Linked DNA regions of Homo sapiens: region 2 is linked to region 1. Evidence: read pairs that join two places in POLR2A ChIA-PET (ENCODE). Cell type or tissue: B cell. All regions are shown on one strand. Links, peaks and the distances in the headings refer to the core of each region. The heading gives the core; the rest is flanking DNA. Region 1 overlaps PSMD9 (proteasome 26S subunit, non-ATPase 9). Region 2 overlaps CFAP251 (cilia and flagella associated protein 251).

What was found. Peaks named below come from ENCODE experiments on the same cell type or tissue, not always from the same donor. Only the 100,000 strongest peaks of a DNase experiment are listed, where the experiment ranks them.
Region 2: POLR2A ChIA-PET joins it to region 1 with 6 read pairs; 6 of 35 experiments call an interaction of 5 or more read pairs at or near these places.

Annotation. Positions count from the first base shown.
Region 1 is chr12:121,898,037-121,906,966 of GRCh38, reverse strand. PSMD9 (proteasome 26S subunit, non-ATPase 9) reads right to left here. Exons shown (of 6, transcript NM_002813.7): 3 at 7,122-7,333; 4 at 3,860-3,961. Among named protein-coding and RNA genes, the nearest start is that of PSMD9, 14 kb to the right of the region's middle. In B cell, for the core only: no CTCF peak of the experiment used is centred there; no DNase peak of the experiment used is centred there.
Region 2 is chr12:121,965,799-121,974,728 of GRCh38, reverse strand. It overlaps CFAP251 (cilia and flagella associated protein 251), which reads right to left. Exons shown (of 22, transcript NM_144668.6): 16 at 7,660-7,774; 17 at 6,560-6,723. Among named protein-coding and RNA genes, the nearest start is that of BCL7A, 52 kb to the left of the region's middle. RefSeq lists an enhancer at 3,069-3,568. In B cell, for the core only: no CTCF peak of the experiment used is centred there; a DNase peak (open chromatin) is centred at 5,758.

The sequences.
Region 1 (8,930 bases), core at 1,948-5,947:
TGACACAGAGCCTCACTCTGTCGCCCAGGCTAGGGTGCAGTGGCATGATCTAAGCTCACTGCAACCTCTGCCTCCCGGGTTCAAGCAATTCTCCTGCCTCGGCCTCCCAAGTAGCTGGAGAGTACCACCACACCTAATTTTTTTTTTTTTGAGATGGGAGAGTCTCGCTGTGCGGCCCAGGCTGGAGTGCAGTGGCGTGATCTTGGTTCACTGCAACCTCTGCCTCCGAGGTTCAAGTGATTCTCCTGCCTCAGCAGCCCAAGTAGCTGGGACTACAGGCACACACCACCACACCCAGATAATTTTTTTTTTTTTTTTGTATTTTTAGTAGAGACCGGTTTTCACCATGTTGGGCAGGATGGTCTCGATCTCTTGACCTTGTGATCTGCCCACTTTGGCCTCTTAAAGTGCTGGGATTACAGGTGTGAGCCACCGTGCCAGGCCTAATTTCTTATTTTTAGTAGAGATGGGGTTTCACCATGTTGGCCAGGCTGGTCTTGAACTCCTGACCTCAGGTGATCCACCCGCCTCAGCCTCCCAAAGTGCTGGGATTACAGGTGTGAGCCACTGTGCTATGCAAGGTTTTTTTTCTTGACTCACAAAACAGACAACCAAACCCGGATTCTTGATTCTCCAGCTGAGCTCAGGTCCCCTGAGGGGATGAGGCTGAAGCCAGAAAGGCCCTACTCACAACACACGACCTTCTCCATCCTCCAGCCCACCAAGACAGCTCAGCCTTTATCCAGTGACATCTTGGAATTCCCCGTGAAATTTCACATGAAGAAAAGATTCATTTTGCTTAAAATTGAATCACTACTTTTATAAAGAAGGATTTATAAGCCTACACGGAAGCTGAGAATACATTTAACTGGATAAAACAGATTAAAAACCAGCAGCTCTTCTCACAGATCCACACAACAGACAGAAGTCTCAGAATCCACTGGGCTGAGTGAAGAACACCAGACTCAAAAGGCAATATATTGTGTGGTTTTTCTCTCTATGACATTCTGGAAGTTGACGGTGAGGGATTAACTACAAAGAAGCCTGAGGCAATTTTATGGGGTGTTGGAATGCTCTTGACCTTCATCGTGGTGGCAATGACATACTACATACATTTGTGAAAACTCACGGGAATGGCAGGCCACAGTGGCTCACTCCTGTAATCCCAGAACTTTGGGAGGCTGAGGTGGGTGGATCACCTGAGGTTAGGAGTTTGAGACCAGCCTGGCCAACATGCTGAAACCCTGTCTCTACTAAAAATACAAAAAAAAATTAGCTGGGCGTGGTGGTGGGCACCTATAATCCCAGCTACTTGGGAGACTGAGGCTGGAGAATCGCTTGAACCTGGGAGGCAGAGGTTGCAGTGAGCCGAGATCGTGCCACTGCACTCCAGACTGGGCAAAAGAGCAAAACTCCATCTTAAAGAAAAAAAAAAGAAAACTCGGCTGGGTGTGGTGGCTCACACCTGTAATCCCAGCACTTTGGGAGGCCAAGGCAGGTGGATCACGAGGTCAGGAGATCGAGACCATCCTGGCTAACACAGTGAAACCCCATCTCTACTAAAAATACAAAAAAATTAGCTGGGCATGGTGGCACATGCCTGTAGTCCCAGCTACTCGGGAGGCTGAGGCAGGAGAATGGCGTGAACCTGGGAGGCAGAGCTTGCAGTAGCCCCCCCGAGACTGCACCACTGCACTCCAGCCTGGGCGACAGAGCAAGACTCCATCTAAAAAAAAAAAAAGAAAAGAAAAAGAAGAAAACTCATGGGACTGTACACTGAAAAAGGTGGATCTGGTGCAGGTAAATTACACCTTAATAAAATAAAATCAACTGGCAGCTCTGTGTGCTGGTATATGAGCAGTCTTTCTGAAGGACATGTGGCTGGAAAGTGGCTGCCTCAGGAGGAGAAGTGATGAAAATGTACAATTGTGATGGCTGCATAATTCTGTGACTACACTAAAAACCACTTTAAATGGGTGAACTGTGTAGTATGTGCATTAAATCTCAATAAAACTGTTGTAAAAATAATAAAAATAGACCAGGCGCAGTGGCTCACATCTGTAGTCCCAGCACTTTGGGAGGCCAGTTTGAGACCAGCCTGGCCAACATAGCGAAACCCCATCTCTACTAAAAATACAAAAATTAGCCAGGCATGGTGGTGGGCGCCTGTAATCCCAGCTACTCAGGAGGCTGAGGCAGGAGAATCACTTGAACCTGGGAGGCGGAGGTTGCAGTGAGCCAAGATCGCACCACTGCACTCCAGCCTGGGTGACAGAGCGAGACTCCATCTCAAATAATAATAATAATAATAATAATAATAATAATAAATTTCAGATGGACTAAAGGAAAAACAGAAATAAAACAATAAAAGAATTAAAAGAATTTCTTTTTTTGAGACAGAGTCTTGCTCTGTCGCCTAGGCTGGAGTGCAATGGCGCGATCTCGGCTCACTGCAAGCTCTGCCTCCTGGGTTCAAGCGATTCTCCTTCCTCAGTCTCCCAAGTAACTGGGACTACAAGTGTGTGCCACCACACCCGGCTAATTTTTTGTATTTTTAGTAGAGACGGGGTTTCACCGTGTTAGCCAGGATGGTCTCCAACTCCTGACTTCGTGATCCACCCACCTCGCCCTCCTAAAGTGCTGGGATTACAGGAGTGAGCCACCACGCCCAGCCAAGAATTTCTTAATTAAAAAAAAAAAAAAGAATTTCTTTAAATGGACACAAAATGCAAGAGCCATAAGCAAAAAAACTGATAAATTTCACAAAATCATCATTTTAAACGTCCATACAAGTTACAGATTTGATGACAGTATCAGTGCAGAAACGATGGCCTGACCACTAGCAGGGGCATAGGCAACTGCCAGCCATCTCCTGACCTGACCTGGCCTGGCCTGCACTGATGGGTTACAAGTAGATGAACCGTGCAGCTAAGCAGGAGTCAAAAAATCCACAACTGTTGGGTTAACTGGAGACTTCATTTGGGAACCAAAAACTTTAGTTAATAATTTTCCTGGGCTTTGCCACAGTATCACTCCTGAAAAGTGTGGATCTTTGCTACAAAACAACAACAAAAATTCCAGCCTGGACAACATAGCAAGACCCCGCCTCCACAAAATATAAAAAAATTAGCCGTGAGGTAGTTATGATAGCACCACCACACTCTAGCCTGGGTGACACAGCATGACCCTGTCTTAAAAAAAAAAAAAAAAAAAAGAAAAGATCTCTAAGAAACCTTGTTAAATGAAAACAGAGACAGGGCAGAGGAGAGGGGAATTTGGGTTAGGGTAGCCAGGAAAGGCCCCCTGCGAGCATGTCACCAGTGTAAAACAGAAGGAGGATGAAGAGGAAGAGCATTCTAAACAGAAGGAATAGCAGGTGCCAAGTCCTTGAATGGGGCTGTGCTGAGCAACACCATGAAGGCAGCAGTCCAGGGCCTCAGCAACACTTCCAGTAACTCCAGGGCTATAGACCAGAGGCCGAGTGCTATGACCTGAATGTCTGTGGCCCCCTGAAATTCATATGTTGAAATCCTAACCACCAATGTGATGGTATTAGGGGTGGGGCCTCTGCAAGGTGATTAGGTCATGAGGGGTGGCGCCCCCACTGGGATTAGTGCCCTTATACAAGAGCTCCCAGGGTTCCTCCCCTTTCTGCCATGTGAGGACACAGCAAGAAGGCACCACCTAGGAGTTAGGAAGCAAGCCCTCCCCAGACACCAAATTGGCTGGTGCCTGGATCTTGGACTTCCCTGCCTCCAGAGCTGTGAAAAATGAACTTCTGTTGTTTGTAAGCCACGCAGTCTATGGCATACTGTTAGAAAAACCCAAACAGACCGAGACACCAGGTAGCCCCACTCACCCCCTCACTGTGCTGCACCACACTGCCAATGTTATGCAGTGACTGGAAGTTCTGGGTGTTCACAGAGCCGAACTCCACAATCTCATCATCCACTTGCAGACCCTGGAGAGGGAAGGAAAAATGGAAAATCAGGCTAGAGGTTCAGTGTGCTCCTGGTGGTCTCTAACCTTCAATACCCAATTTAATGCCAAGGTCACGAGCTTGTTTTCTACAGGGTAGGCTCAGAACAAAGAGGTCAGGGATGTAGACACCTCATGCAGGAAGGGGCAGTGGGTAACGGGGCCACCTCCTCCTGGGGTTCCTTTGAGGGCAGCTCTAGTAAAGATGACCAGGTCTGCCCAATGTCTGAGAGCTGGCAGTTACCAGACACTGTGAAGGCCTTGAGGAGCATGGGAAAGGCCAAATGCTGCTCTCTGCGGTCCTAACCCAGGTTCAAGGGTAAGAGAAGGCAAGCCAGGCTGGGCCCATTTTATTCAGTGATCAACATTTAGACAAGACACTTGCCCTAGAAGCCCCCAGACAAGCAGCCACAGGCACAGGGCGCATCCAAGACTAGAGTGACGCTCTTGTTCTAGGTCCTAAGAAGACAGACCACCACTCATTCACCCCTGTAACAAGTATTTGTTGTGGGCCAACTGGCACTGGGTTAGATGCAGTAGATGGGGTAGTGAATGATAGGGAGCTTCTGTGTAACTTACAGACTTGTGACCATTAAAGAAGACTGGTAGGACCAGGGTTTAGGACCCCATTCCACCTGGCAGGAACTATGTGTCCTGACCAGGGTTTAGGACCCCATTCCACCTGGCAGGAACTATGTGTCCTGACCAGGGTTTAGGACCCCATTCCACCTGGCAGGAACTATGTGTCCTGACATAAGTTACTTCAGGTCTGCAAGGCTTTTCCTCGAGGATGAAATGAGTAAAGATTAGGACCTATCCCAGAAGTGGCTGTGGAATTAAATTTAACTACATCTCCACAAAAAAACTGTACAAGAATGTTCGCAGCAACATGCTTCGTAATAGCCAAAAAGTGGTAACAATTCAAATGTCCATTAACTGACAAATGGATAAATAAAATATGATATATCCAGGCAGTGGAATATTATTTGGCCATAAAAAGGAATGAAGGGCCAGGCACAGTGGCTCACGCCTGTAATCCCAGCACTTTGGGAGGCTGAGGCGGGCGGATCACGAGGTCAGGAGATCGAGACCACCCTGGCTAACAAAGTGAAACCCTGTCTCTACTAAAAATACAAAAAATAAAAATTAGCTGGACGTGATGGCAGGCGCCTGTAGTCCCAGCTACTCGGGAGGATGAGGCAGGAGAATGGCGTGAACCTGGGAGGCGGAGCTTGCAGTGAGCCGAGATCGTGCCACTGCACTCCAGCCTGGGCGACAGAGCGAGACTCCGTCTCAAAAAAAAAAAAAAAAAAAAAAAAAAAGAAGGAATGAAGGGCCAGGCATGACAGCTCATGCCTGTAATTCTAGCACTTTGGGAGGCCGAGGAAGAAGGATCGCTTGAGGCCAGGAGTTCAAGACCAGCCTGGGCAACATAGTGAGAACCCATCTCTAAAAAAAAAAGGAAATAAAAAATTAACCAGGCATGGTTACATGTGCCTACAGTCCTAGCTGCTTGGGAGGCTGAGACAGGAGGATCACTTGACTCTGCGAGTTTGAGGTTGCAGTGAGCTATGATGGCACCATGGCACTGAAGTCTGGGTGAGAGAGTGAGACCCTGTCTGTAAACAAATGAAGCACTGATCCATGCTCAATACAGATGACTTGAAAATTTGCTAAGTGAAAGAAGCCAGTCATAAAAGGTCACATATTATATGATTCAACTTATAGGAAATATCCAGAATAGACAAATACATAGAGACAGAAAGTAGATAACTGGGTGCGGGGAGCTGGGGGATTGGGAAGTGATGGCAAATCACTACAGAGTTTCTTTACAAGACAATGACAATGTTCTGAAATTGATTATGGCTGGGCATGGTGGCTCATGCCTATAATCCCAGCATTTTGGGAGGCCAAGGTGGTAGAATCACTTGAGCCCAGGAGATGGAGACCAACCTACGCAACAGAGCGAAACCCCATCTCCTTTTTTTTTTTTTTTTTTTTTTAGACAGAGTCTCACTCTGTCGCCCAGGCTCTGGAGTGTAGTGGCACGATCTCCGCTCACTGCAACCTCCACCTCCTGGGTTCAGGCGATTCTCCTGCCTCAGCCTCCCGAGTAGCTGGGATTACAGGCACATGTCACCACACCCGGCTAATGTTTGTATTTTTAGTAGAGATGGGGTTTCGCCATGTTGGCCAGGCTGGTCTTGAACTCCTGACATAAGGTGATCGCCCACCTAAGCCTCCCAAAGTGCTGGGATTACAGGCGTGAGCCACTGCACCTGGCTGCAAATTTTTTAAATAGAAAGAAAATTGATTGTGGTAATGCATGGCTCTGTGAATACACCAAAAGACACTAAACTGTATACGGACTTTAAATGGGTAAATTTTTTTTTTTTTTTTGAGACGGAGTCTCACTCTGTTGCCCAGGCTGGAGTGCAGTGGCATGATTTTCGTATTTTTAGTAGAGACGGGGTTTCGCCATGTTGGCCAGGTTGGTCTCGAACTCCTGACCTCAAGTGATCCACTGGCCTCGGCCTCCCAACATGCTGGGATTACAGGCGTGAGCCAATGCTCCCGGTCAAAAAAAAATTTTTTTTAAGACAAGGTCTCACTCTGTCACCCAGGCTGGAGTGCAGTGGCACAGTCACAGCTCACTGCAACTTCGACTTCCTGAGCCCAAGTGATCCTCCCATCTCAGCTTTCCAAGTCGCCTCAGCCTTCTCAAGTGCTGGGATTACACGCATGAGCCACTGTGCCCAGCCTAATGTTTTTTTTAAGACACCACATAAGATGCATAACTCATTTGGCAAGATGCCATTCTCATTTTCATCATTCAGTGCCCAGCTAAAATGAGCCCCAAGAAGAGATCCTCTCCCTCTCTTGGGACATTTATCATCTTCTGTCACTGGGAAGAGGTCACTCCCCCACCAATGTAGTGGGCAGCCGGGGCTGACCCCTCTCTAAAACTCTGCCCCCAGCACAGGGCTGGATACACGACAGGCCTCAGTCAGTGTTTGTTAAATGAGTAACTGAACTCAGCACCGCAGCACGGAGAGAACTAGTCTGTCTTTCCACATCCCCGAAGGCTACCTGACCCACCGTGTCCCCTGGGCATGGACTTGAGTGGCCAACCCCTGGATTACCGCGATGCTGGCTGGGGAGCCGGGGCTGATGCTGTTCACTTTGGCGAAGGCCCGTGGAGGGCCCTGGCTCTCACTCTGACCCAGTTTGCGGCTCATGGCCTCTTTGTGGGCCTCAGCCATGTCCCGGGCCTGCTTCTCCTTGTCGCGAGCGTGCAGCTGGTGCAGGGCCTCCTCCACCTGCTTCATCACTGCCTTGTGATCATTCTGCAGGCCTGGGATGAGAACCACACATCAGGGGCCAAGGAAGACAGTGGAGGACACAAGACTCCTACATTTATTCACTGAAGAGTTAACAAGTGCTTATTACATGCCAGATGTGGAGCTAGAGGTGAGAAGGAGTCTCTGACCAAGACAGAGGACATTCCCTCATGGAGCATTCAGTCCTGCAAGGAGCAGCTCCAGAATAAGTAATTACAATAACATCTGATGACTGCAGGGAGGCCTGGCCAGCAGCAAAGTCTGCCCTCGCTAGTCTAGGATATGAGGGAAGGCTTCCTGAAGGCAGTGCTGTCTCGGGTGAGCCCTGAGAGGTGAGCAGAAGGAAGGTAACAACCAGCTGAATCCACAGCCATGAACTCAAAGGCATATGTATGAGGGGCCAGCGCTGTGATCATGTGAATGAATGACTCAGGCTGGGTGTAATCAAGATTTCACTTTTCTCTGAAATCCTCTAGAAGGAAAAATGCTGCATAAGCCGGGCACAGAGGCTCACGCCTGTAATCCCAGCACTGTGGGAGGCCGAGGCAGGCAGATCACGAGGTCAAGAGATCGCGACCACCTTGCCAACATGGTGAAACCCCGTCTCTACTAAAAAATACAAAAATTAGGCCGAGCGTGGTGGCTCAGGCCTGTAATCCCAGAACTTTGGGAAGTCAAGGTGGCCGGATCACGAGGTCAGGAGATGGAGACCATCCTGGCTAACACGGTGAAACCCCGTCTCTACTAAAAATACAAAAATTAGCCGGGCATGATGGCAGGCGCCTGTAGTCCCAGCTACTCGGGAGGCTGAGGCAGGAGATTGGCGTGAACCAGGGAGGCGGAGATTGCAGTGAGCCGAGATCGCGCCACTGCACTCTAGCCTGGGCAACAGAGCAAGACTCCGTCTCAAAAACAAAACAAAACAAAACAAAAACAAAAATTAGCTGGGCGTGGTGGCGGGTGCCTGTAATCCCAGCTACTTGGGAGGCTGAAGCAGGAGAATTACTTGAACCCAGGAGGTGGAGGTTGCAGTGAGCCGAGATCGCACCACTGCCCTCCAGCCTGGCGACAAAGCAAGAATTCGTCTCAAAAAAAAAAAAAAAAAGTGCTGCATAAGCCTAGTAATCCTGGAGACATTCAGTCCAGGAGAGGGAGTCCACAGGGAGGTGGCCAAAGGGCACCCCTGCTACAGGGCTCTTGCCAATTGGCTGGGTTTGGGAGGAAGACCCAATGCTACAAAATCTTTGATTTTTCCAGAAAAGCTGAAAATTGGGATCTTTGAAGTGAAATTCTCTGATTTTTCAGTACAGATAGCTAATTCAAAATGTTGTGAACCACCATGGCAATCTGCAGGCCACGCCAGCACAGCAGCTGGTATTTTGATACCTTGTGCCTGTCAGTGGGATTGCGGTACTACCTGACCTGCCTCCTCTGCCACTGTCACTTTGGAGCAAAGGCAAGACCCTCAGTCATGAAGGGATTCAAGTTCTCAACCCACAGGAGCAGATGTGGGAAAAGAACCCAGATCTGAACAAGTGGAGACATGCACTTGGGAGGCAGACTTACATAATACATGGTCACTTTCACTAGAAAAGCCCTCCCCCAGTGAGG
Region 2 (8,930 bases), core at 3,289-7,288, 66 kb before region 1:
CTTTCCAAAAATAGGCCCTTTCAATGGTAAGAAAACCTACTTTTGTATGAGACCAACTTTGCCTCCTACAAAAGGCTAATCATCAGAAATCATTCTAATAATCCACTAACTGGATTACTGCTAATCGGGTGATTAGCCTTTTTGCTGCGACATCAAGCACACCTCATGTAGACCACAGTGGGGAAGTGGGGAAGTGTCCAGAGTGTGGAGTCACACGGACATGTGTGCAAGTCCCGGCTCTACCCCTGGCAAGCTGTGTGATTCTGGGGAGGTGACTTAACCCCCCTGGCATCAGTGTCCTCCACTATAAAATGAGACGATTCTGCCTCACAGCATTGTTGTAAGAATTAATAAATAAACGCAGACACGGTATTCTAGTCTGTTTTCATGCTGCTGATAAAAACATACCCGAGACTGGGCAATTTACAAAAGAAAGAGGTTTATTGGACTTACGGTTTCACATGGCTGGGGAGGACTCACAATTATGGCGCAAGGTGAAAGGCATGTCTCACATGGCAGTGGCAAGAGAGAGAATGAGAGACCAAGTGAATCAGGTTTCCCCTTATCAAACCATCAGATCTCATGAGACTTATTCACTACCATGGGAACAGCATGGGGGAAACTGCCCCCACAATCCAACCATCTCCCACCAGGTCCCTCCCACAACACATGGGAATTATGGGAGTACAATTCAAGATGAGATTTGGGTGGAGACACAGCCAAACCATATCATTCCGCCTCTGACCCCTCCCAAATCTCATGTCCTTACATTTCAAAACCAATCATGCCTTCCCAATAGTCCCCCAAAATCGTAACTCATTTCACATTAACTCAAAAGTCCACATCCAAAGTCTTATCTGAGACAGGCAAGTCCCTTCTGCCTGTAAAATCAAAAGCAAGTTAATTACTTCCTAGATAGAATGGAGGTACCAAAATTGGGTAAATACGGCCATTCCAAATGGGAGGAATTGGCCGAAACAAAGGGGCTACAGGCCTCATGCAAGTCTGAAATCCAGGAGGGCAGTCAAATCTTAAAGCTCCAAAATGATCTCCTTTGACTCCATGTCTTATATCCAGGTCACGCTGATGCAAGAGGTGGGTTCCCATGGTCTTGGGCAGCTCCATCCCTGTGGCTTTACAGGGTACAGCCTCCCTCCTGGCTGCTTTCATGGGCTGGCATTAGTGTCTATGGCTTTTCCAGGCAAACAGTGCAAGCTGTCAGTGGATCTACCATCCTGAGGTCTGGAGGATGGTGGCCCTCTTCTCACAGCTCCACTAGGCAGTGCCCCAGTAGAGACTCTGTGTGGGGGCTCTGACCCCACATTTCCCTTCCACACTGCTCTAGCAGAGGTGCTCCATGAGGGCCCCGCCCCTGCAACAAACTTCTGCCTGGGCATCAAGGTGTTTCCATACACCTTCTGAAATCTAGGCAGAGGTTCCCAAACCCCAATTCTTGACTTCTGTGGACTGGCAGGCTCAACACGTCATGAAAGCTGCCAAGGCTTGGGGCTTCCACCCTCTGAAGCCACAGCCTGAGCTCTATGTTGGCCCCTTTCAGCCATGACTGGAGTGGCTGGGATGCCGGGCACCAAGTCCCTAGGCAGCACACAGCATGAGGATCCTGGGCTTGTCCCAAGAAACCATTTTCTCCTAGGCCTCCAGGACTGTGATGGGAGGGGCTGCCAAGAAGATGTCTGACATGCCCTGGAGACATTTTCCCCATTGTCTTGCAGATTAACATTCAGCTATTGGTTACATAGGCAACTTTCTACAGTTGGGTTGAATTTCTCCTCAGAAAATGGGTTTTTCTTTTCTATCACATAGTCAGGCTGCAAATTTTCCAAACTTTTATGCTCTGCTTTCTTTATAAAACTGAATGCCTTTAACAGCACCCAAGTCACCTCTCGAATGCTTTGCTGCTTAGAAATTTCTTCCGCCAGAGGCCAGGCGCGGTAGCTCATGCCTGTAATCCCAGCACTTTGGGAGGCCGAGGCAGGTGGATCACGAGGTCAGGAGATCAAGACCATCCTGGCTAACACGGTGAAACCCTTTCTCTACTAAAAATACAAAAAATTAGCCAGGCATGGTGGCACACACCTGTGGTCCCAGCTACTCAGGAGGCTGAGGCAGGAGAATCACTTGAACCCGGGAGGTGGAGGTTGCAGTGAGCCAAGATCGTGCCATTGCACTCCAGCCTGGGTGACAAGAGTGAGACTCCATCTCAAAAAAAAAAAAAAAATTACTCTACCAGATATCTTAAATCATCTCTCTCAAGTTCAAAGTTCCACAAATCTCTAGGGCAGGGGCAAAATGCCACCAGTCTCTTTGCTAAAACATAACAGAATCACTTTTGCTCCAGTTCCCAACAAGTTCCTCATCTCCATCTGAGACCACCTCAGCCTGAACCTTATTGTCCATATCACTATCAGGCTTTTGGCTAAAGCCATTCAACAAGTCTCTAGGAAGTTCCAAACCTTCCCACATCTTCCTGTCTTCTTCTGAGCCCTCCAAACTGTTCCAACCTCTGCCTGTTACCCAGTTCCAAAGTCACTTTGACATTTTCAGATATCTTTTCAGCAGTGCCCCATTCTACTGGTACCAATGTACTATATTAGTCCATTTTCATGCTGCTGATAAAGACATAACTGAGACTGCACAATTTACAAAAGAAAGAGGTTTATTGTTACAGTTTCATGTGGCTGGGGAGGCCTCACAATCATGGCGGAAGGTGAAAGGCACGTCTCACATGGCAGTGGCAAGAGAGAATGAGAGCCAAGTGAAACAGGTTTCCCCTTATCAAACCATCAGATCTTGTGAGACTTATTCACTACCACGAGAACAACATGGGGGAAACCACCCCCTGCTCCCCCACCATCCAACCATCTCCCACCAGGTCCCTCCCACCATACACGGGAATTATCGGAGTACAATTCAAGATGAGATTTGGGTAGGAACACAGAGCCAAACCATATCACAAAGATTGGAGACAAAAGTCCTTTATTTTCCTCCTGTAATGAATGTTTGTTAAGGTGTGGGGTGGACTTAGAAAGCCCTGGCTGTGAATCCCAGCTCCACTGCCTCCTCCATTGCTTGGGCAGTCATCAGACCCCTTGGAGTTAGCTTCTTGATGTGTCTGATGGGGATAATATTGGTGCCTGGCTCCCAGGATGGCTGTCAGGATGAAATCAGATGATACATGGAACTCACTCAGTGCAGGCCCCGGCCCTGAGAAAACTCAGCACAAGTGGTTGGGATTATTACGGCCATGGAAATGGGTATCAGCACACTCCTACACCTTTCTTAGGAAGAGTCTGCCATGCACTGTCCTGGGTCCTCTCACTGAGGCATGCACAAGCCCACGGACTGGCTTAAGGTCTGAGGAACCTGGGTATTCTCCAGGGGTGCCTGAGGGCCCCTCCAGCAAGACCCTCCAGCAAGGGCCCCTCCAGCAAGGGTCTTCCCCACTTCTCAGCACTTGCCATGGAGGCAAGTGTCCAGCTGAGAGGGCTCCCTCTCTGTGGCCTCCAGGCCAGGCCCAGGCCCAATCCCAACAAGCTCAGTGAGCAGCAAGGCCACTTTTAGCCATGTGGCTCTGGAGCAGAGCCAGGTAAAGGCCAGAAGTGACACAGAGGAGCCTGTCCCCAGCAGGAGCCCCTGAGGGGAAAGGCTAGCAAGAGCACCTGGTCCTCTGAGAACAGCCTGCAGCTCCCGGCTCTGGTGTTCAGAGCTCCCCTACATCCCCTACCTCCTGGCCACCGTCAACTGACCCCAGAGGGGCCAGGGGGCTGTACTGGCATTTCTCCAACACAAGCTGGGAAAGAGACTCCCTCTCTCTGTGGTGAGAGCTATAATTTGTGAAATTTGGGAACTGTCAGCAGCCATCTTCCTGCTGAGTAAGGAAACCCAGTTCTGCAGAGAATGAAGCCAACAGCAGGGCCAAGTAGACAGCAAGTGCTGTGAGCACCAAGTGTGCCGCTGTCCGTGACCTTCTTGTGGTGTAGCTACATGCGATCCCAACGACCTTCTCATACATTCCCTTTTGCCTAAATTGTGTTTCTAACACTTGCAACAGAAAAGAGGTCATTAGGGCACAAAAGGGAAATGACACTTATTGAAAACCTGCTCTGTACCCAGCAATCCATACAGTACTTCTGGAAAGGAGCTAAAGCTCAGCCCTGTGGCAAGCACACAGTAGGTGCTCTGTAAACGCTCCCTGGATGAGGAGGAGGAGGAATGGTCTGAACTTGGTGGTAGCAGTCCCATTTAAGAGTTGGAGGAACTGAGGCTCCGAGAAGTGAAGGGACTTGCCTGGCGTCATCCAGCAAGCAGGTAGTGATTAGCTAGGATTCGAATCGGGGTCTCTCTGCTCTTGGCTGAGCAGGGCAGCAGGATGACAGGAGGCAGGGAGGATGAGCACAAAAAAGTAATGCAGGATTTGGAAACAGATGCCAGACAAGGAGAAGAGAAAGGGTGCATGCTAGCACGGAGCAGGAGAAGAAGGGGCGTGCGGAATGAACCCTGAGAGAGGGGATGGAAGGGGCTCTCCCGGGGCAGAAGCGCCATAGACTGTGATGGTAGCAGTTGGGGCCAAGGGGTGCACTGACTGAAATGATCGAATGTGAGGGGATTTATCATCTTTATCTCCCCTACAACTCATCATCAGTAACTCTAGTAGGAAATTCTGTTTGTTTACTTGTTTAGGTTTTTTACATTTCTCTCCATTAGTGAAGTGCTGATCATATTAAGTCACCAGAAGCAGCAATGAAGTGATAATTAGTTTATAATGATCCTTTGTCCCCACCACAGATTAAATTGAAATTCTCAGAAGCCTGGACTCTGGCCAGGCGAAAGCTATTGGAAAGCAGAGGCCTTTTTTTCTTCTTCTTAAATTTCTACCATTCCAGATCCCACGACGACTGAGAAGAAGACAAACATTTCAGAAGGAAGGTTCTAGCTGGGTGCAGTGGCTCACATCTGTAATCCCAACACTTTAGGTGCCCAAGGCTTGAGCCCATGAGTTCAAGACCAGCCTAGGCTTGGTGTGACTCTGTATCGACAAAAAAAATTTTTTTAAAGTTAGCCAGGCACATTGGCATATGCCTGTGGTCCCAGCTACTCAGGAGGCTGAGGCAGGAGAATTGTTTGAGCCCAGGAGTTCGAGGCTGCAGTGAGCCATGATCACACCTCTGTACTACAGCCTGAGCGACTGAGCCAGACCCTGTCTCAACAACAACAACAAATAGAAGGGAAGGTTCTGCTTGTCCCCACAGGGTGTGGCTTGCCCCCATGGTTCCAGGCAACAAGCCAGGGAGCAAGGAACCAGGCAGCCATTCTGAGGCCATGATCCCTTTTCAATAGGAGAGTTCACCTCCAGCTCCTAAATCCTCAAGTTCCCAAGATCTGCTCTCTCAGGTGAAGGTGGGGTGGAAGTCAGAGCTGCAAGTGCAATCTCAAACCACCGTGGTTCCAAAGCAGATTTAACCGGCTATTTTTGCTCATATTCAGGTTAAGAGTAGAAGCTTCAATATCTGCCATAAAAAGAAAGATGTGCATTTGGCAGATGGCAGGGGGTACACTGTGCTGGCAGCCAGGAATCAGGTTTGTTTTCCGAGGAAGGAAGGTGCCTCTGAGCTGTTTTTGCTCCTCAACGTCACACTACCGAGAGAGGCCCAGCCGAGCCACAGGCAGCGCAGGGGCTTGGAGAAGTGGTCAGGAACAGGAACCGGCTGCCACATGGTTGACTCTGCCCTGCGGCAGCATGCCGGATTTGGGTAGATGAGAGGACAGTGTGGGTGCTTGTCCCCTCTTTATTAGGGAAGATTCTGAGCTCATAAGCAAATGCCCTTACAGGAAGAAGAGACGAAAGGAAATCATTCACTTGCCGAGTACTTTGCTCTGTACTAGGTGCTTTTCCCCTATTAAACTACCTGATCTTTACAGGGATCCTACAGAAGTTCCTATTATCACCCCCATTTCACATGCTATCACCCTCATTTTGCATGCAAGGAATCTAAAGATCAGGGACGTTAAGAAGCTTGCCCTAGGCCCCATAGCCAGTAGAGGGTGGGCCCATATTCAAACTCATATTATCCCTTTCACCTCAAAGTCCACATACTCTCCAATGTTCAACTCTAGAATTCTCCAGCCTCGCCTCAGGCAGAGGTTCTCCATTCAGGGCAGGGAGGGTGAGAAGAGGAGCCGAAAATACCACTTGAAATGATCCTCTTACTATTTCCGTAGTATATGCTTTGGAGGGTCGGCCTAGATCTTTCTAGCAGGTGTGGATATGTGGAGCAGAGGGAGAAGCATTTTAGGGAGCAGGGGTGAGCCCAAGGTGCTGTCACATCGCCTGAACTGCAAACACCATTGGTCCATGGGACAGGACAGCAACTCCTGTCTGCAGAGTAATGTGAGCAATGCCACCGGGGAGCAACCTGAAGGCCAGGCCCTGTGACATCCTAGCACAGTGCCTGGCACGCAGTAGGGTTCAGTGTCTATCACTGTTGCTGAGTGAAAAGGAGTTTACACTTGATACCTTCCTTCTCGCCCCATCGTGTACCTTAAGGTGATTTTCCACTGCACCACCGAGCGATCGTGCCCTCCCGCAGTGAAGGCGTAGCAGCCATCATAGGAAACGGCCATGCCGGCCACCCCGTTCGGGTGGCAAACAATAGCAGATGTCTTATGTGGATTGCCGTCAACTGGTAAGATCTGAAGTCCCACCTAGAAAGGAACACATAATTGGATATTCAGACTCAGGTAGCTGGGCCCGAGAGAGGCCTGGCACGTTCACATGTCACCTCCAGATCTGTGTGCCAGAAGGACCTGTGTGTCTGGACCCATCTCTGAGTGTGAGAGCCACATTTAATGTAGCTGGGCATCCACACACACCAGCCCTGGTAGGGGGCCCCTTGCACAGCTCTAACAGGTACACAGAAGGGAAGCTTTCCTCCCTGCCTTCATGGTCAGTTGTCCAGGGTTTTCCAGAATACATCTCACAACCTATGACTTTACACTTTTCTTTTTTTTGACGGAGTCTCACTCTGTCGTCCAGGCTGGACTGCAGTGGCGCGATCTCGGCTTACTGCAAACTCCGCCTCCCGGGTTCATGCCATTCTCCTGCCTCAGCCTCCTGAGTAGCTGGGACTACAGGCGCCCACCACCACGCCCGGCTCATTTTTTGTATTTTTAGTAGAGACGGGGTTTCACCGTGTTAGCCAGGATGGTCTCCATCTCCTGACCTCGTGATCCACCCGCCTTGGCCTCCCAAAGTGCTGGGATTACAGGCGTGAGCCACCTCACCTGGCCCGACTTTACACTTTTCAACGCAGATTATTCATTAAATGTACAACAAAGTGTAACTAATTTGCATATTTTTACAAGAGTTTTTCCATGTAAATAAATAAGAAGGAAAAATCCTTTGGTGGCCCATGTATCTTCACTGGGAATATAGAAAATGCAGTAACTCTGCTCAGAAATGTCTCCCAAGAGTCTTCCTAACTCATCAAGGGCAATTTTCAGTATCACAGCTGACTGGGGTGGAAGCAGTTGGGCTTGGCTGTAAACCCAGAACTCTCTGAGTCTCGTGATCTTCAGTAATGACTGCTGCTCATGACACACAGAGTCAACTCCCAGAACTGGAGAAGAGAGCGCTGTTACCTTGTCTCTGTTAATAAACACCAAGTAGCGTTTCTGTAGCTCCGCCATGCTTCTCACTGGGAGGACTTGTGTCTGCTCAATAGGGGAACCATAAGCTGGCCCCAGAAGCGTCTTTCTGAAGGCAAAAAGAGAAAGAGTTTTTAAAATTCCACAAATCTCAACATAGGTTTTAAGATTCTTTGGTCGGGCCAGGCGCAGTGGCTCACACCTGTAATCCCAGCACTTCGGGAGGCCAAGGCAGGCGGATCACAAGGTCAGGAGTTTGAGACCAGCCTGGCCAATATGGTGAAACCCCGTCTCTACTAAAAATACAAAAATTAGCCAGGCGTGGTGGCAGGTGCCTGCAATCCCAGCTACTCAGGAGGCTGAGGCAGGAGAATCGCTTGAAACTGGGAGGTGGAGGCTGCAGTGAGCTGAGATTACGCCACTGTACTCCAGCCTAGGTGACAAAGTGAGACTCCATCTCAAAAAAAAAAAAAAAAGACTCTTTGGTCATGGATGGGGCATGGTGGCTCACGCCTGTAATCCCAGTACTTTGGGAGGCCGAGGCAGGTGGATCAACTGAGGTCAGGAGTTTCAAGACCAGCCTGGCCAACATGGTGAAACACCACCTCTACTAAAAAAAAAAAAAAAAAAAAAAAATTAGCCAGGCATAGTGGTGCGCGCCTGTAGTCCCAGCTACTCAGGAGGCTGAGGCATGAGAATCGCTTGAACCTAGGAGGTGGAGGTTGTAATGAGGTGAAATCACGCTACTGCACTCCATCCTGGGTGACAGAGCAAGACTCCATCGAAAGGAAGAAGAAGGGGAGGGGGAGGGGGAGGGGAGGGAAGGGGAGGGGAGGGGAGGGAAGGGGAGGGGAGGGAAGGGGAGGGAAGGAGAGGGGAGGGGAGGGGAGGGAAGGGGAGGGGAGGGGAGGGGAGGGAAGGGAAGAGTTTTTAAAATTCCATAAATCTCAACATAGGTTTTAAGACTCTGGTCATGGGCAGAACGCAGTGGCTCATTCCCATAATCCCAGCACTTTGGGAGGCTAAGGTGGGAGGATTGCTTGGGGTTAGGAGTTCGAGTCCAGCCTGGGCAACATAGTAGTTTCCTGTCTCTATGAAAAATTAGCCTGGCTTGGTGGCCTGAGGCTAAGGTGGGAGCATTGTTTGAGCCTGGGAGGTCGAGGCTGCAGTGAGCTGAGATCATGCCACTGCACTCCAGCCTGGGCAACAGAGTGAGACCCTGCCTCAAAAAAAAAAAAAAAAAGAAGAAGAAGAAGGAGAAAATC